Linked DNA regions of Homo sapiens: region 2 is linked to region 1. Evidence: chromatin loops called from intact Hi-C (ENCODE). Cell type or tissue: Calu3. All regions are shown on one strand. Each heading gives the region's core, and the rest is flanking DNA. Links, peaks and the distances in the headings are about the cores only.

Region 1 (10,896 bases), core at 3,564-8,563:
GGGAGGGGAACATCACACACTGGGGCCTGTTGGGGGTGAGGGGTTAGGGGAAAGATAACATTAGGGGAAATACCTAATGTAGATGACAGGTTGATGGGTGCAGCAAACCACCATGGCAGGTGTATACCTATGTAACAAACCTGCACGTTCTGCACATGTATCCCAGAACTTATAGTAATTTTTAAAAAGTATGCTTTATGCTGAAAGGAAGATGCAGTGCATTAGAGAGGAAGATATAATGCAGGAAGAGAAGGAGACAATTTCTAGAGGCATGGCATTGAGTAGGTAAGAGAGGTAGAGTTCTAAGGAGGAATGCCTGAGTGTATGTTAGGGTGGGAGCTTGTGAAGTCTTCTTGTCATTCTTGCTTTCTCCATAAAATAATAAGTGAGATCTTCAACTGAGAGTGAGGAATGAGGAGGAGGTATTGGAGATTTGAGGAAGGAGAAGACACAAAATTGCTATCTGGAAGAGTGCAAGAGAGAAAATGGGATAGGGATAGTGTGATTGACAGATGGCATTCCACTTCCACTTGAGGTTTGTGCTCATAAATTTAACATGAGACTCATGGTCCAATAGGACTGCAACCTTTTCCTTGTCTTCATTTAGGAGCATGGGTGCAAATGTGTAGTAGGCAGAGCATTGTAATTAGCCAGGTTTGAGATTTTTGTCAAGTGAGTATGATGAAGAAAGAAGGGGCGAGGAAGTTGGCCACGTATACAAGAGAGTGATTATAATCAACTGCCATGGACTCTAAACTGGGTAAAGTTAAGAGTGAACATGAATAGAATGAGGGAGGTGGAGAAACTGTAAGTTTGAGTGGATGAGGGAAGTTCAAGACTTGTTTGTGTTTGGGGAATAGAATCAGTGAGCAGGAAAGATAAGAGGTGATGGAGAATTAGATGCTGAAAATTAAGATCATGAAAGGGTTGCCAGTTTGGGTAATAACAAGGTGTAGAGGAGGGAATGTCTGAGATAGAAACAAGTTTACTGGAGGAGAGAAGGCTAATGATCTGAAGTACAGGGTGCTGGGAGGATTGTCTCTATAGGGATTGAAATCCTCCCCTCAAAAAGATAGTAGTACTGTTGGGAAAGTGACAGTGATCTAGAACTTTACTACTTGAAGAGTGGTCCAGCAGCTTCCATATTACTGGGTTCTTGTCAGATAAGCAGAATCTGAGGCTCCAATGCAGAACTACTGAGTCAGAATCTATAGTTCAGCAAGATCCCCCTAGACACTCATGTGTTCACTGAAGTTTGAGAAGCATTAGCCTAGAAACTAAATGTCTTTGTGAAATGAGGGGTAACCTAGGTTTAGAATGACTGTTACAAGGAGGAGTTGTGGATAGAGTCAATGACAGGAGACTCAAAGGGAAGAGGGATGGTGAATGGTTTGGAGACTGCAATGAGAAGCAAGGAGGCCAACCATCCCACCTCCAAGATGAGTGAAGAGAACAGCCACTAAGTAAAAGGACACAGAGGAGGCAGTGACCGCAAGAGGGAGCCTGGGTTTAATTTAGAACCAAGAACTGAACATCTGGAGGAAATATGGAGTATGAATCCTTGAAAACTCAAGAAAAGGGCAGTGGGTTCCAAAGGGCAAAGTGGAAGGAGTGCAGAGGCTGGGAATGTGTAGGAGAGAGGACCTCACGCTAGTTAAAGAGTATGGGAGTCTGGAGCTTACCACAGTGACTGACATAGCCATAAAGGACATAATGACTTCTTCCAGGTGGATAATGGTGGAGAATCTGAGTATTATGGGACAGAGAAATGTGGGTGTCTAAGGTTGGGGCGGGGTCCTCCCTCTTTACTTCTACTGAGGGAGGTTTGGAGACAAAAAAAAAAAAAGAAAAGAAACAGTTCAACTTCCTTCCACAGGGGAATTGGTGAATGACATTAAATTTATATATAATGAACATTACGGTTCAGTTAAAGGAATGAACCAGGATTGTTTTTCAACACAGCGCATAATGTTGAGTGAAAAAAGCAAGTTGCATAAAACAGGTTAGTTTTGAGACCAAAAATGCAGTTCGATAACACTTATGTAAAAAATTGAAATATAAAGAATAATAGTGAATATTAGTAATGAATATATGAGATATAATGAATACATACTCTTTTTTTAAAACCTGAAAGTGATATTCACTATTTTAGGAAATTGGTTACCTCTGGAAGAGAAACAAGGGGAAGGGGAAGATAGAGTTTTAGCTCTATTTGTAGGACTTTTTTTTTTTTTCCCCACCCCTCGAGACGGAGTCTCGCTCTGTCGCCCAGGCTGGAGTCCAGTGGCGTGATCTCAGGTCACTGCAAGCTCCGCCTCCAGGGTTAAAGCGATTCTCCTGCCTCAGCCTCCCAAGTAGCTGGGATTACAGGCACACGCTACCACACCCAGCTAATTTTTTTTTGTATTTTTAGTAGAGACAGGGTTTCACCGTGTTAGTCAAGCTGGTCTCAAACTCCTGACCTCGTGATCCACTTGCCTCAGCCTCCCAAAATACTGGGGTTACAGGCGTGATGTAGGGCTTTTTAAAAAATAAAAAGAGGGCTGGGCGCGGTGGCTCACACCTTTAATCCCAGCACTTTGGGAGGCCGAGGTGGGCGGATCACGAGGTCAGGAGATCGAGACTATCCTGGATAACACGGTGAAACCCCGTCTCTACTAAAAATACAAAAAAAATATTATCCGGGCGTGGTGGAGGGCGCCTGTAGTCCCAGCTACTCCAGAGGCTGAGTCAGGAGAATGGCGTGAACCCAGGAGGCGGAGCTTGCAGTGAGCCAAGATCGGGCCACAGGATTCCAGCCTGGGTGACAGAGCGAGACTTCGTCTCAAAATAAATAAATAAATAAATAAAATTTTAAAAAACAGATCTGAAACAAAAGTATAAAATATTAACATCTGTTCTTAGTGCACACATGAGTGTCTGTTATAATTATTTGAAGTGTTTTTCATTTTAAAATATTACACTAAAATGATAGATAATGAAGGAGGGATTATATTTTACCACTGGGCCTTGGAAGATAGACATTGAGGTTCTTTCAAAATAATGTCATGGCCATTTTATCCAGCTGCCGCTTCCTTAAGTTATAGCCATACAGCCCATCTCAATCCTACCATATTTGTCTCTCTTCCTCTCCTGCTTCAGAAGTGTTAAACAGGGTAAATGCTTCATATTTTCTTATGCAGAGCAATTTAGTTTTTAAGGTGTTCTGCCCTCTCCTTCCAAACTCTTCCTGGGACATATTATTTTGCAACTGTATGGTATTTTAGTATGTAAATGGTGTTTTGCCTTACCTAGACAGTTTCCTTCCTGAAAAGGGATTTGATGTCATTTGTTAAGTGGTAAGGGGAGGGGGAAGGTAATAACTATATAACCACAAAAAAATCACAAATACATATGTAAAAGCCAAATGTTCCATCCTTTGCAAACAAACATACTGAAACCACTTCTTCCGTCTCAATAGGGTGTGAGATTTTGAGCTTATTTTTGGTGATGGTGATGATAGAGTTGAGAAATATTTGGGAGACCTTTTGCTGGAACTAGTCATGGCCACGGGATTTACATTTTTTCTCAGTACAGCATCAAGGATGAAATACATGGGCTTATAAGTCAAAAACCAAAATCAAGTGAATTTATTCATCTGCCTTTGCAGGCATTCACACAGAGCACAGTTTATAAGCTGAAAGCCCCACATCTGCTGAACAAAATTCCCCCCTTTGCCTAGCTGAAACTGTCCTCCATGTATCAATCAATGGAAGAGCAAATGCCAGCCATTGAGATTTATCGACATGTCACAATGCAGAATCAATTACTTTAGTTTGAAAACATTTTTGTCTGTTTCATCACAACCCAATAATCAAATTTCTTTTATAAAACCTTTGAACTTTATTTAAACCCAAAATGTGAGCAGTATGACTGCCAAAATAACAAATGCAATTTTGAACTGCATTAATATGGTGTCCAGATCAAGGGGCAATGTCATATAGCAGTGTTTCTCAATTCTTTTGTCATTATCACTCTCTAAGGGGCCTATTTATACATGTCTTTATAATTATCACTTGCCCCATGAAATGTTTTGTGTATATGTCTGGGATTTATATTTTAAAAGTATGTTTTTTTGCCCACCAAGAACCAATTTTTACCCCCTTGGGAATGATAGCTCCCCTCTTGAGAATACATGCTGAATGGCAAGGCCTCCGATTATATTAAACTTACACATTGATTTTAGAACCTATCTTTATCCCCCTTCTTGTTTAATTCTCATGCAACACAAATAATTAATATATATTATAGAGCTTAATATTTAATCACAATGAAGTAATATTTCAGGCAAATAGAACCAATTGAGTATTTTCTATCCATGCTTCATTCATCACTGGTGATTTGATTATTACCTTAAAGACAGAATGTTTTAAATGTGCAGGTGTCTGTATATCAACTTTCTTTGTTTTGCATTCTTTAGTCAACATAGTGGTTCTCAAATTTTAATGAGCAGAAGAATTTCTGGACAGAATTATATACAATATCTTATGTAATCTCTATTATGAGTCAGTTAAGGGCTTTTTCAGAGGTAATTTTGGTTATTCTCAATTCTCACCTTCCAGCCTAATTTTAGAACCTAACAATTACATGATTCCACACAATTCTATACATTCTTCAGAACTTAGTGGAGCCTGGGTTCAGTTCTGAGCACTGGTTTTAAGAGAGACAATCACAAACTAAATTATGCTTTCCTAGAAGATCACAATCATAGCATGAAAAAAAAAAAAGATTGTATTAACTAGGGAACAGTTAGCCTGAGAAAAGAATGCTTAGGGAAGCCCTAATAACTGTCCTCAAATATTTGAATAACTAGCAAGAGGTATTAAACATTAGAGTGAACAAGTGAAAGATAGCGCAATATGCTTGCTACTTTGGCATAAGGATTATTAAGAAGCAGATATAAGAAAAGCTCTTGCCCTCATCAGAGACAGTGCTAGACCCTTCTCAGTCCAAAGGTGGGCACCAGAAAAATTTACATAACAAAACTTTGCTAACATTAGCCCTTACTTACCATTAGTTTCCCCCATATGTTTGCCTTCTCACAATTTGTTACCTCGACAAACTCAAAGTCCTTTTCCTTTGTCTTGTCACTTCCCTCAAAAAACTTGTATTGTGTTTTGTTAAGATGCTATATAAACCCAAGTTCTAACTACCCCTTTGAGTTGCTCATCACTGGGTGCTCCCACATATATGCACAATGCACATGCTAATAAACTTCTGTTTATTTTTTTCTTGTTAATCTGTCTTTTTGTTTTTGGATTTTGTTGTTGTTGTTGTTGTTGTTGTTGAGACAGAGTTTTGCTCCTGTTGCCCAGGCTGGAGTGCAATGGTGCGATCTTGGCTCACCACAACCTCCACCTCCCAGGTTCAAGCTATTCTCCTGCCTCAGCCTCCTGAGTAGCTGGTATTACAGGCATGCGCCACCATGCCCGGCTAATTTTGTATTTTTAATAGAGACGAAGTTTCTCCACTTTGGTCAGGCTGGTCTCAAACTCCCGACCTCAGGTCATCCGCCCGCCTCGGCCTCCCAAAGAACTGGGATTACAGGCGTGAGCCACCATGTCTGCCCTAATCTGTCTTTTAGTAGTATAACTTATAGGATACAGTCAATGAGCCTGAAATGGGTAGAAGAAAAACAGTTGTTCCTTCTCTACACTAGTTATGAGCTGACACTGGAGTAAGACCACCATGGTTTGAATCCTTTGGCCTTACGAAGGTTACATAACCAACTCATGCCTTAATTTCCTCATCTAAAAAAATGTGGGTATTAATAGAATTTACTTTGTTAGGTGGACATTTTATCCATGGAGTTAAAGTGAAGATTAAATGGGTGAATATCTCTAAAGTGCCAAGAACACTGGCTAGTAGATATTATGCACTATCCCAGGAAATTGCAACAGCTGTAAGATACAGATTACTAATTTCAGGATAAACTTCCTTGCAATGTAGTGAACGCCCCTTTGCTGGAAGCTGTCAAGGAGAAACTGGTTGACAATCTTTTCAATAATAGAGTGAAACAGAATAGATCATAGGCCGAGGGCCAGGATACATGATCTCTCAGAACCCATCGAGTCTAGGACTCAAGGCATATGCAGAACCACCTCCCTAATTTTCTCCAAGCTTAAACTACTTCAATATTTGGTCTGAGGGAAGTTGTTTGCAAACCTGACCAATAAACAAAATCCCACACGGCAGTGGCCTGAAAATCTTCCCTATGCAGTTAGTGATGTGTCCCCATTCCTGTTCAACCACATCGCTGAGCACATTGGCTACCTGAACGGTGGAGCTGAGTGACTACGCCCCTTCGTCCTTACACTGAAAATTCTTTGTTAGCCACCCAATGACTGAACAACTGCCAGTTCCTGCTGAAAATATGCCTCGACCTTAGATGGACTATGTTTCCCTTGGTGCTAACAATGAAGAGCCTTCACTACTAGAAAAGAAACTATATCGAAATCCTTCTTGTGATACAGCTACCCAGCGTCCATACAGCATATTAAAAACAACAAACCAAACAACTTTATTTTAAAATATATACATAGCTCCAACTAACTGGGGGCAGGCAATTATTTCCACTTAATTTCTAAAACTGATCTGACTAGTTATTAATATGTCACCTATTCATGACCGCAGACACAAATTTTATAAATCCAGTTTGAAAATGATTAATCTAATGGACTTTTCTTGTTTGTTTTCTTTTTTATCTTTTTTAGTACTTGACAATTCTTTCATTACCTACCTATTGAAAACTCTCTTTCCCCTTGACTTAGTGACTCACAAGTCTTACATTCTCCATCCTTTAAATGCACCATCTCTGTTTCCAGCCCTCCCTGCACTCCTCCTGGCGTGGTCATTAGGCTTCTGCTCTTTGCACTCTTCTCCCTGTGAAGTTATCCCTTTGTCTTAACTCCAAATACCATCAGTCTCAAGCAATCTAAAAAGGCTCCTTAGGGAGTGATAGTGACAAAAGGTTTGAGAAGCAATGCTATGCAACATTGCTCCTTTCTTCGGACACCATATTAATGCAGTTCAAAATTGCATATTGTTGTTTTAGCAGTCATATTGCAAGCATGTTGGGTTTAAATAAAACTCATTAGTTTTGCAAAAGAAATTTGATGATTGAGATATGATAAAACAGACAAAAATGCTTTTTTTTAACCTAAAGTAATTGATTTTGCATTGTGACATGTCAATCCATCTTAATGGCTGACATGTGTACTTCCAACGATTGATGAATTGAGGCACTTTTAGCTCTGGCTTTGACCCAGACACCAGTTGGAGAGTTGTGGTTTCAGGATGTCTCCATGCAAAGGCTTCTCCCATGACCCCAACCAAACATGCCTAAAAATAATGCCATTCCTACTCACTTTCCACTACTTGAATACTCTTTCTACTCAGATCTCAAAACCCAACTGTCTTTGACTCTTTTCTTCTCATTCATCTTAATAGTTTCCCTGTAGCCAATGAGCTACAATGTCTCACTGACATTTCCCATAAGCCACCACTTCCCTGCCTTTTCCTTGTATTCTCATTTAAACTTTCACAGTCTAAGGTCTGGATTACAACAAAAGTTCAACTGTTCTTGTTGCCTCTGGCCTTCTTCCTCTCAAATCCAGCACATTAGCCTCCTAAAACACAAGTTTTTACTAATTCATTAATTCTTCATCTAATAAATGTTTATTGAGCACCAACCTATATGCCAGGAAGACACTCCAGAGTGGTAGCCACACAAGAGGTACCCAATAAATCTTTGTGGAAAGTTTGTAAAATTCTTATATTTATTTAGATTTAGTGAAGATTCTTTGAGCAACTTGACACTGCTGATGCTTATTAGAGGGGAGTTGAATCAAATGACCTGGTTTGCAAACTTTCTTAGCATAACAGTGTAACATATTGAAAATTGTTCCTCAGGGGCCACTGTGAGAGCCTCACACTCCATATTAATTCTTCAATGTCCCCTTCCAGTTTGCCATGGTACAAAGGACAAAGTCAAGGGAATGTGAGAGGAATAAAGGTGTTCTTATTCTTGTTATTTATTTGCCTAGCCCATACCTCCACATGGGGTCAGGCTTACAAATGAAAGAAGTATGGAGTTGTTATTTCTTAAGGTTCATCAAAAAAGCCTTTGACCAAAAATATATCACCTTCTGGGCCAACTTCATAGTGAAATTTCACAAGTTATTTTTTGGAATTAAAACATCAAGAGCGCAGCCTAAAATGTTATTAGGGAAACTACATATTAAACCATGGTCTGCCTTTAATTTCTTACTACCCAATAAGCTATGTTCAACAACACTTCAATTATTTGTAGTCTCTTGCACATCTTCACTTTCTTTTCATTCCTGCTGCTGCCATGTGAGGTCAGGCTCCACAAGGACTAGCATGCAGATTTGTGCAGGTTGAACACTGAACATCTCCAGGGAGTACCATTACCATAGACTACAAAACAACCTATACTTCTCAATCAGCCTTTTCTTCTTTCATTTCTATTGTAGTTTAAACAAAATTTACTTATCTAGCATAATGTATATACAGTATTTGTATAAAGTATAAGGCCCTTCTTTTCCAAACAGAATTTCCATAATATAAAACTTCAGTCCTCTTATTCCATATAGCTCCACTTGCTGTTCACCTACTGGTCTCATGTTGAACATGATGACATTTGATCAATCAGTTCCTCTAACCCAAATATTCTTTCCTTCTCTTTGTTCTCTCCCAATTCACATCTGTCCTCTAAGTCCTAGTCTAAATCCTGTCTCTTCCTATAAAACCTTCCCAAACTATTCCAGCTCAATGTTCTCTCTCTGCTGTACTCTTCCAACAAATGCCATACAGTCTACTTATTTCACATGTCTTTTGCAGAATTAATTTTTATGTATGTATTTTCTTTTAAAGAAATTGCAAACTGATCAATGACAGAAGCATGATTTGCTATTATTTATATGTTTTTTATTAAAAACCAGACAATGTTGATATTGAGAAAATTCAGTGAGCTGCACATTTAAAAGCATCTTTCTGTGTGCATAATATAATTCAATAATTTAGGCCGGGCATGGTGGCTCACACCTCTAATACCAGCACTTTGGGAGGCAGAGGCGGGTGGATCACTTGAGGTCAGGAGTTTGAGACCACCCTGGCCAAAACAGCAAAACCCTATCTCTATTTAAAAAAAATAGAAAAAGAATTAGCTGGGTGTCGTGGCACATGCCTGTGGTCCAAGATACTTGGAAGGCTGAGGCAGGAGAATTGCTTGAACCCAGGAGGCAGAGGCTGCAGTGAGCTGAGATCATGCCACTGCACTCTAGCCTGGGCAACAGAGTAAGATGTCTCAAAAAAAAATCAACAATTTAACAAATAGAACAATGTTCTCTTATCATGTGATGGTGTCTCCCAAGAGTTAATGTGTTGGAGAGAATATTTCTGCCTTCATGAATGAACTAATATCACTATCACCAGAGGTTTTATTATCACAAAAGTGGCTTCGTTATAAAAGTGAGCTCTCTTTGGCTCTCTTGCTTTTGCCTTCTTCACCACAATATGCCCTCTGCCTTACTATGACACAGTAAAAGGCCTTCACCAGATGCCAGCACAGTGCTCTTGGATTTTCCATCCTCTAGAACCATGAGCTAAATAAACTTATTTTCCTTATAAATTACCCAGTCTATGGGATACTATTGTAGTAACAGAAAACAGACTAAGACAAATACATATAACTGATACCAAGTAACTGATTGTTAGTTCAAGTCAATGGAATAAATATGAAGGCATATAACACAGAATTGAGAACATTCAATTGAAGTGGATATGAGACTCATGAATTGAACATAAAAACTTTTTGAATATTAATTATTGCTAGGAGGACAATATCACTTGAACTGCTAAATTGGAAAAGTTAGATAGATAATGGGAAAATTTATTGCAAAAATATTTGTTGAGTATCTACTATGTACAAGTTCTGTTCTAGGCCCGGAACAAAATATCCATAATTAATGGCCCTCATGGAACTCACGGCTAATGGAGCCTTGTGACACTATATGTTACAGAGTTTCAATCAATAACTGTCTTTGAGTTCAGCCAAATTGTGTATTCAGACATTCACAGTTATCATTGAGAAAGTTAGAAGTTTTAAGCCAGTTTTATAAAATTTGTAAGGGTTTAAACTAAAATTTGCAGTATAACAACATAAGGAACAAAAAGTAACAACTTGATTGCTATTCAGAACTGTTCTAATTTATGAGAACTGAAGGAAACCATTGGCTTCCAAGGACAGATTTGAAGCTGCCAAATATGGAAGAACCTAGATTCTCATTGCACCTCAGACTCAAACTGGCTGTGAGACCCTGGGGAAGTCACCCAATCTCTCTGAGCCATATTTCTCTCTACGTAAAATGAGGATACTGGACTACATAATCTCAAAGAGAACTTCTATTTCTAGTGTTCTAGGAGTCTTTATTTGCTGTGGGCTGACATTTACTATAAGACTGCTCTGTCTTGGATCTCACTCATTAGAAGTTAATAGGGAGCCAAAAAATCATCCACCTTGAAGATGAGATTTCCCAGGCAGTCAGGCAATGTGTGTCCATCAAGGGCAAAAGACTGTGCTTTCTCCTCTACAACATGCTTCTCTCTATCAAATTTGATAGACAACGTTTGACAGAGATAGTTTTGAATGCCTAAAAGTAAGAATATGCACATCTTATTTCTACAGTCTCCTGAGGTGGTTCCAAGGTGCCCCTATGGCTACGGTTTGAAGAAGACCAAAAAGTGCTTATAACACTTGTAGCATCATTTTCAGGGGTTTTCTGTGCACCCTCAGCAGCAAAGACATGGCAGGGCCCATCTTCAGTGGTGGACATG
Region 2 (9,620 bases), core at 2,973-7,972, 51 kb after region 1:
CATTGTGTCATGCACCTGTAGTCCCAGCTACTTGAGAGGCTGAAGCAGGAGGATTACTTGAGCTCAGTTTGAGGTTATGGCGAGCTATGATCATACTCCTACACTCCAGCCTGGGCAGTAGAGTAAGACCTCAATTCAAAAAAAAAAAAAAAAGAGGCTGTGCCCCTGATGGCTTCCTTGAGTGATTGCCAGCTCTGAACTGTCAAATTTCTGTTACACGTAGCCAAACACAATTCTAACAGATAGGATAATCTCCTGATCTCCTGAAGGTTTCATTTATGTGCAATTGGATATAGACATGACAGACACATTATAAATAATTCATATTTTCTTTCTGGTTGTATGTGTTAGGCTCTACCACTCTATTAGTCTGCTTCCAGTCACTATTATTATCTATAAAATTTTCTTTCTATTTTTTAAGACAGAGTCTTGTTCTGTCACCCAGGCTGGAGTGCAGTGGCTTGATCTCAACTCACTGCATGCTCTGCCTCTTGGGTTCACGCCATTCTCCTCCCTCAGCCTCTTGAGTAACTGGGACTACAGGCACCTGCCACCACGCCTGGCTAATTTTTTTGCATTTTTAGTAGAGACGGGGTTTCACCGTGTTAGCCAGTATGGTCTCGATCTCCTGACCTTGTGATCTGCCCGCCTCGGCCTCCCAAAGTGCTGGGATTACAGGCTAAAATTTTCGTTCTTAAAAATAATGCATAATTTCACATTTTCCACTGAAATGGCCCACATGAGTATGATCATGGTATTATTTTATCTCTGAATCTAAGTATTATTTACTAATTATTCAAAGTCAGTGACGTGGGCAACTGAGGAGTCATCAATCTTAGTGTATACATGCACAGATTTCATAGTCATAGACACTGAGATTGAATCCTGCCTCTACCCCACAAGCTCTGTGACCCAGAATACATAACCTCTCCTTTCTCTGCCCACCATCCCTTAAACCCTGTGCTACCACAATCATCACAGCACTTACTACACTACATTGAAATCACTCACTTACTTCTCTTTTTCCTCAACTGCACTGTGAGTACTTTGAAGGTCAGGAAGGTGTCTTTAGCAACTCTCTTCTAGTATTCATCCCAGTACCTACCACCTAGATGGTATTCAATAAATATTTGTTGAATGAATCAATAATTAATTCTGAACCCATAATTAAGTAATTTGGCTTTCCAAATATGACATTCCCTACAAAGGAAATTTAGAAAACACAAAAATTGAAGATATGAAAGGTGGCTAGAAAGTGACTGCCATGATCAACCAGAGAGAATTTATCCCACAGGAAAGCATTTAAACAAACCAGCATGGTAATGTATCTCAAGTGGGAAGGGCCATGTGCCTTCTAAGTCTCTGTCTTACAGAGTCTTAGTGGAACACGTGGGAACTTAAGAGGCCACTCGATGGTATTTAAAGTCTGTATGAAACAAAATGATCCCCTGGAACTAAAAGCCCATTGCATTCCTTAGATTTGGCTTCTTTCCTCTCCATCTGTAGAGGACTTTCTGTGCTCTGGGCCACATGGTGTGGAGGGAGGGAGAATCCCTCCCTCCACATACAGGACTCCGGTGTTAGTTCCACAGAATTGTGTGTCGTGTGCACCCATAGCCTTACGTGGGAAGCTATACAAGCAGAACCAGGAGTGACAGTGCTTCTCTGGATGGCTGTGAGAGACGGCTCTCTGAAACGAAAATCCTCACACTGCTGTGAGTCAGACTATCAGCTACATACATGAAACATCCACCTGAAAGAAAGAAGGAAAAGAGAGGGGAAGAGAGAGGAGGGGAGGGGAGAGGAAAATTGCTCTTGGATCTGTGGAGGGAGGAGATTGCCGATTAATGATATCTAAGATCTCACTATTGAGAACTGCTTATATCAAGCACTGTGCAAATCACTTCTCACATACCCTCTCATAGCAGCAATCTTAATAAGATGGGTGTTACTATCATCACCATTTACAGGTGAAGAAACGGAGGCCAAGACAGATTAAGCAGCATGTCTGCAGTCAGTCATGCAGCTAGAGAATGATGGCACCTCGATTTAACCCTTGTTCTATAATTCCAAAGTCTATGCCTTTAAATATTCTGATAAACTGCCTGAAAGAGCCTAGAGTCTTATAGAAAATACAGTCACATATAGAGGTACACTGATATACACCCATATACTCACATACACATACACATGTACATATACACATAAACACACACACATTCACGTATATATGCATATATGTATATACTCACATACGCATATTCACACATATACCCACATGCATAACATATTCACACACACACAAACACATACACATATACACACACATCACTAGGGCTGCCCACCCATAGAAACTCTCCCAATGCATGCTAATTTTTTATTTTATTTTATTTTATTTTATTTATTTTTTGAGACAGAGTCTCGCTCTGTTGCCCAGGCTGGAGTGCAATGGCGTGATCTCAGCTCACTGTAACTTCCACTTCCCTGGTTCAAGGGATTCTCCGGCCTCAGCCTTCTGAGTAGCTGGGATTACAGGCGCCCACCACCACTCCTAGCTAATTTTTGTTTTTTTAGTAGAGACGGGGTTTCACCACGTTGACCAGGCAGGTCTGGAACTCCTTACCTCAGGTGATCCGCCCCCCTCGGCCTCCCAAAGTGCTGGAATTACAGGCGTGAGCCACCATGCCCGGCCTCATGCTGATTTGAGAGAGCACTTTGCTGCATCCAATCCACATCCTCCCCTTTCTCTCCCACTCCTCATAAAGGTCCTTGGAGTTAGCCAAGGACTCTCTCTTACAATTTGTTTAAGGTTCTGCAAATAGCAGAGGGCTAAAAAGACATTCAGACCATGAGGGGATGTTCCTGTGTGGGGATTTTTAAATAATCAATTAGAACATGTTATGGACTTCCTGAAAACACTTTTTAACTCAAGAGAATAGCTTGACTGTGATTGGTTTTGTTAGAAGTCAAAAGGAAGAGTGCAAAGGACTGACCTCCTATTTCAGGCTTAAAAAAGAAAAATAGCCTCATCTCATTTTGTGGATTTTTCCCCTTATCTTTTTGACACCGGGGGAACTTATTTCTTTTTTTTGGTTACACATATCACAGACAGTGAGGAGGCAATCCTTAGAGAGCTTCTATCTGAAGTGGTTTAACTAAAAGATGAGTCGCATTCTCAGTGCTGTTTCCCAGGTTCTGAGATATTTTTCACTCTTTTTCTTTCCCACAGCCAACACAAGGAAAATGGACTGTGGGTCAGGTAATGTAAGCAACAGACCACAAGATTATTGCCAAAAATGTAACCATCCAATCAACTTCAAAGGAAAATATTCATTAAAGTGACACATGTTAACAGTATTGAATTCAAAACACTTGTTTGGACACCCAGATGCCGGAAAGTGCCATATCCTGATTAGCTGAAATATTCTCAATTCTCTCAGATCTTCCTTCCTTATTTTGATTGCAAGTCAGGTTTCAGGGAAATTCTTTCCCACTACTGTCTACTGATCACATCACTAAAGCATTTAAAAATCTTACTTGTTTCCTATAAGAAGAAATGGAAAGCACAACCACAAATATTTGTGTAAATGTCACCATTTATTATTGGAGTCTTTGTTCATGCTGTTAGAGAATTATTGCAGCAAGTTCTTGTAGCTGGACTTCTCTTCAGACACTTCCTACACTGAACACGCACACTCAGACACGCCCATATGCTCACTCACTCTCTGTTTTTCTTCTTTATGCAGATGATTTTCCATTTCTTTTACCTTCTATATGTTGTCTTCAGATAGAAGGTATATGTTCTACTATGAGTGTTTTCAAGCCCAGGGGAAGTGGAAAGGCAAGAGAGCTGTTCTCTCCCATAGAAGGCAGAAAATAAAATCCACAGAAAGAAAGAGAAAGCACTTCCAGAAGGCAGCAAGTTCACGTCCTAGCCTATCATTCACCAAAAAGGAAGAACAGAGTGAGGCAGCAATATTGGGCTTTAACTCTTTCCTGGAATGCTCTGAACCAGATGCCCGGGATTTCATTTTTATAGAATTAGATCATAAATGGGACCAAGCTCCCGGTTCAGTCATTTGTCACCAAATAGCAAGAATGTGGTGTCCTAACATGGAAAGAATGTTATGTCCTAAACATTTATTTCTGGCCATGTCTTTCCCAGCCTTGAGATCAAAACTTCACCTAATAGATAAGCATGGGGCCTGGACCCCTTGTCCTACCCACTCCTCGGTAGATAGCACCCCACTTGCCCAGCCTCGCATGGTCATCTTCTCCATGTTTTAGCCTGGCTGGGGCTGCAGCGATCTTTAGCCTCAGTTATGTTTATGCAATGAGTCTCCCTCACATTTTCTCACACCCATTCATCTCTCTGGTAGGAGCAGGATTCCTCTCTCTGTTTCCCTTTGCCTTGCTGGTGTTTCTAGGAAAACAACTCTGTATTTTATTAACTGAATAAATATTGGTCATTTGTCCAACTCTATCGCTCAATCTCATGCTTGTTGCTATACAAGGAGTGTATATGCAGGATGAGCATGTGAGAGTCAAGGAGGGATCCAGTGGATTTCCAAACAATCCAGGTGCTAGACTGAATTATCTTTGGGCAGCATCATGAAATGCTGTAATTTGTCCCATCCCCATTAAGAGCTGTGTATGACGGATGATTCACTACAGCAATGTCAACAGTTTCTTGTCCAATAGTCAAAGGCTTTAGTCTCTGCATTCTCTACCAAGGGAACTATACTTTCTTACACAGAGGAAAAAATCTAGATTCACAGTTTTTCCTCATTCTGTCTTTGCTTACTGTGCCTGTCTTTCCATGCCCGGGACTAGCATTTACCACATGGTTATGCAGAAAGAATGCAATGAATTTATTTGATATCAGATTTTCCCAAACTTAAAAAAAAAAAAAGCAGAATTCTTAATGATGGAAAGGAAAACATTGGCTAAAATGAATGACATTTGGATCCAAGCCAAGGGTTAATATTTTTATTTCTATTTACACCTTTGTTACATGATTGATTGCTTTGGCCCAAGCTATTTGTACAGATGAGTTGCTTTGCATAAGAGTCATGGTATCCCAAAATATAGAAATACTGTTGAGAAGAGGGAGGTACAGGCTATGGGGTCAGAATCCCAGCTACATCTCTTATTAAGGTGTGACTCTGGGAGAGTTATGAAATTTTCTAAACCTCAAGGGTTTGTTTGTTTGTTTGCTTTTCAACTAGGCTGAATATCTTTTTAAAATTTTTTTAATTTTTATTTTATTTCAATAGATTTTTGGGAACAGGTGTAAACCTCAAGTTTTCAAATGCAGAGGATAATGATGTTACCTTACATCCTAGCGTGACTGGGAGACAGAAATGAGGTAGTTCACATAAAGCCCTCAGCTCAGTACTTGGCACAAAAGGTTTAAAAATGTTAATTTTATTATTATTATAATAAATACTAATATAGCAAATCCTATTTTAAGAGACATGTGGAAGTTTATTAGTTCATTCATTTATAATCTTGTGAGGAATCATTTTGTGAAGGAAAAAAATGTTTTGCAAAGTGAAAAATTATGCCCTTATTAATTGTTATATATATATGAACTGTTTTCAGCCCAAAGATATTTACATCAACTTCATATTTCATTAATAAGTTTTACCAAAAGATGTTTACACATACACAAAGCATACATAAACATGCATATACATATGATATACATGCATAGGTATTATATGTGTGTGTATATATAAATCTATACTTTCTTTTTCTTGAATCAATTATCAGCGCCCTATAAATCAGAGGACTTACTGAAGACACACACTAGTGTTTTCTTCTTAAGGTTCCAAGAGGGAAAAATCATTTGATAATCAACAGCTTCCTATACTGCAACACTCCAGGCTCCTCTCAGAGGACAAAGTTTAGTAACATTTGTATCATCATTACTCCATCTACATTCTCAGCCTCTAACTGCCTTAAGGGATACAGTCACTGTGAGCACAAGCCTTCTGAGGTTACCAGCAGGATGGTCTGGAATTCCACCCTCCCCTAAATGCCCAGAACATAAGTCATCACTGATGTTGACTTGAACTGATTCACACTGCCCAGGACTTCTTCCTTACTGAGTAGCAGTCCTTCACAGGATCGAATGAGATCATCTCCCTCTCGCTCCCTCTCTCTCTCTCTCTTTTTTTTTTTTTTTTTTATAGGGATGGGGAAAAAAGTGCTTTTAAAACTGCTGGGTCTTGCAATGTTTTCCAATATCCTAATGCCCTCTGCTTCTCCATTCCTCTCTATTCTAACAAGACCTCATCAAGTTGTGTTCTAAGAAGTATCTGATCTCATCCAAAGAAAAAAAAAATAAAACAATTTATAGACAGAACAAGGTAATATTCCATTCTAATGCACCTTTACTTCTTTGGCCAAGATTACAGCTTGACCACTCTGGATGATAAAGACACTATCTTCTAAGATTTTTGTTTTTATTTTGTTATACTTTTAGCTTTTTTGTTGGTTGAATACCAACAAAAAATACAGATAGTTTTTTGCCTCTCCTTTGACTTCATTACATATCTAACTCTTCTAACTTACTTGTGTCTAACTTTCCTATTGAGTTCACATTTTCTTACAAAAATGTGTCCCCAAGAAAGAATGCATAAGAGAAGATAGACAGTATTTTTAGAATTCTTAAATGACCTGTCATTGGAATTTTCACGTGAAAAGCATTTTCAGTTGACACATGTTATCTACTGAAATCTGTATAGATGTTGGGCCTCAAGAAAGAATACCCCAAAACGACAGCCTCAGCAACAGCCTCAGAAAGCAGACGTTTTTCTCTGACCTTCTCCTGCCCTCCTGTCTCACTCTTATTCTCTCCTAAGGCTAGCATAGAAACTGGAATCCCTCTTTTCTAGCGGGTCTCCAGGACAAAACCCCTTTGCCCCAAAGCCAGCCATAAGACCTAAAAATATTATTCTCATTTTCCCTCTCCCTTTCTGTGTAAAACCTGGCCATAAAGAAATGATCTGACCTACCTTGTTTGACTGTAGGTCATAAGACCCCCATTCCAGAAAGGGCCCCACCCCACCTTTTTAAAAGGAAAGAAGGGATGATCAGAGAGGCCGAGAAGAATCTAGGCAGACAGGCCTTGCTGGATTTCCCCACTCAGTCTATTAGCGTTAGACCATAACCCTTTTGCCTAATCATATTTCTACACGGCTGTCCATATTTTGTTTAACCCAAGCATAAAAATGGACGATTTCCTCTGTATCCTTGGGTGTTCATTCTGAAGACCCTCCATGTATGCATGTTAAATAAATTTGTATACCTTTTCTCCTATCAGTCTGCCTTTCAAGAGTTGATTTTTCAGCAAACCTTCAGAGGGCCCTTTGACCCTACATAGATTGTGTCTGGTCAGTGAGGAAGTATTTTGTTTGGGAACTACCATCATTACATTTATGCAGGACTTGAAGTGGGGGAACAATGGACACTTCAGTAGTTGCTGTTTATTCCCCAACTCGGGCTCTGCTTAAGCTTTAGGAGGAGAAGAGGATGCGAGAGGAATGGAAGGAAAGGGAAGAAAGAAGAAGCCCGGAGAAGCAGCTCCCTCATCTATATAATGAGAAAAAGTAAAGATACTAAAAGAGTCAAAGCCCCACCTAGCCCCAAGTTCAAATCCTAATTTAAAACAGTGTTTAAATCACCCACTTTGACTGGATTACTGACCACACTCACACACTGTCTGATCTGGCCAATATTAGTTAAAACAGAGAATGTTTCTTCTCAGATATAAATGTATTTATTCCTTGTTCATTCTTTGAATAAATTGCTCTCTTTCTTTAAGTTCAGGAAGTTACCTTAACTTTTCCAGTATCTTGAATTTTCCTTCCCGTGGATGACGGTTCATGGACTTCCAAATAACAATTAAAAAGCCGTTAATTTAATTGTTAAAATAACGGTTAAAAGCACGCAGGTCTTGTTATTTTGGCCCTTAGCAACAGCCATCCTCTAGTTTGTTTAAGGGTGGGAAAGGAGAAGAGAGAGCAGAAACCTGCTGGGCATTATTCTAATCAGGGTTCTCCATTTGGCAGCCAGCACAGACCAGCTCCTGTTCTGCAAAGCAGTTATCCCCAGGGTGCTGGAGGGGAGAATACAAAGGCAGAGCAGGTGCTGGGCTTTCCCGACTTACCATTCAGGAAGGCATTCTTTTGTTTTGTGCCAGAAAGTTGTTGGTAAGCCACTAACGAAACTCAGAAGTTGCAACTGGGCATGTTCAAGTAGTATAGCAAAAGCATTCTTAGTGCCTCCAGACCAAGCTGAGGGTAGCAACCTGAGAAAAAGCTCAGAGAAACAATATCATCTTGGTTTCAAGAATATAATGGCTATTTAGTCAACAGGCTGGGCTGAGAAATGTCTTTCTTTCCCTTGGCCAACCTTGTGTGTTTGGAGGCATGTCTCCAAATGCATGATGTCATAGAGCAGAGATATGTAAGCAGAAATTGATATCCATCAATCACCATATACCACGCAATCAACAGTTCCACTGAGGGTCTTATTCTCACAGAGAAATGATCCCTAAATGCCACAAAGGAGCAACCTGCAATGCAATCTCCTTTCTCTAAACGATGTGAAAAAGGCCTTGTGGCACAAAAGCACAGAGGGAGGTTTTAACAGCACTTCTCTTTTTCAGCTTTTTGGTCAAAGGTCTACTCTTGCTAGTAAGGGGAAATCTCTCACTTCATAAAGATTTGAAAAGTAGTATGAAGAATAGAATGAAATATCAAAAGCACATGGAATGGGAATCAGGAGAACCTGGGATTTTGTCCCAGATTCAAAAGACATGTTATCTAATCTCAATGGATCTCTGTTTTCTCATCTGCAAAATAAGGGAACCAGATAGATTGTCCCCAAGTATCTTGTCATTATGGGATTCTGTGACTTATGACACCTTATTATCAGATATTGGTGCTTTTATACAATGGAGCTGTACTGGACATTGTGCTTAAAGGAATACATGTAAGTCCAGATTCAGTGAAGTTTCTATCCTTCACCTGTAACGCTAGTCAGTGCAATAAAACAAACAGGCAAACAGAAATGGAAACTAGATTAATTACCCTAATAGCTTGTAGTATGACTGCCTTGTACATGTTTTAACACAATGGTCATTTGAGAGGAAAAAAATAAGAATACTACGTATGCAAATTTGAACAGAAAGGATTAAACAAAACTCATAATTAGCAGTGTATGAGGGCAAATAATTAGTAAAGTATGGATAATAGAAAAAGCAGCACAATTGCTGGTGTTTAATATTAGATGGATTGGAATGTGGAGAGAAGAAAGATATAAGCCAATTAGAAAATGTCCTTCTTGCATAAAAAGCTCTTAATTGGCCATAGTGACTTTGAGGGGTACCTGGTATAAAGCCTCAGTTTTGCAGACTTAATACCTTCTCACTAATGACCATATTGGGAAACCATGACAGAAAATTCTAGACAAAATAGTTGCTTTCTCTACACCTGGGAAGCCAAGCCAGGCTCACTAAGAGAGAAACCCTCGCTGTCCACTGGACTAAGCACAGATATAAAGTGGAAAGTTGTGCATTTGCATCTCACCTCTTCCCACCCCTACTTTGT

What was found. Hi-C counts contacts between places; a loop is a spot of excess contacts. Peaks named below come from ENCODE experiments on the same cell type or tissue, not always from the same donor. Only the 100,000 strongest peaks of a DNase experiment are listed, where the experiment ranks them.
Region 2: it touches region 1 in a loop (2.8-fold over the local background); 5 of 110 quality-filtered maps call a loop at or near these places.

The regions. Positions count from the first base shown.
Region 1 is chr1:218,544,010-218,554,905 of GRCh38, reverse strand. No RefSeq gene overlaps it. Among named protein-coding and RNA genes, the nearest start is that of LINC02869, 39 kb to the right of the region's middle. In Calu3, for the core only: no CTCF peak of the experiment used is centred there; DNase peaks (open chromatin) are centred at 6,315, 6,875 and 8,405.
Region 2 is chr1:218,493,198-218,502,817 of GRCh38, reverse strand. No RefSeq gene overlaps it. Among named protein-coding and RNA genes, the nearest start is that of LINC02869, 12 kb to the left of the region's middle. In Calu3, for the core only: no CTCF peak of the experiment used is centred there; DNase peaks (open chromatin) are centred at 3,693 and 6,037.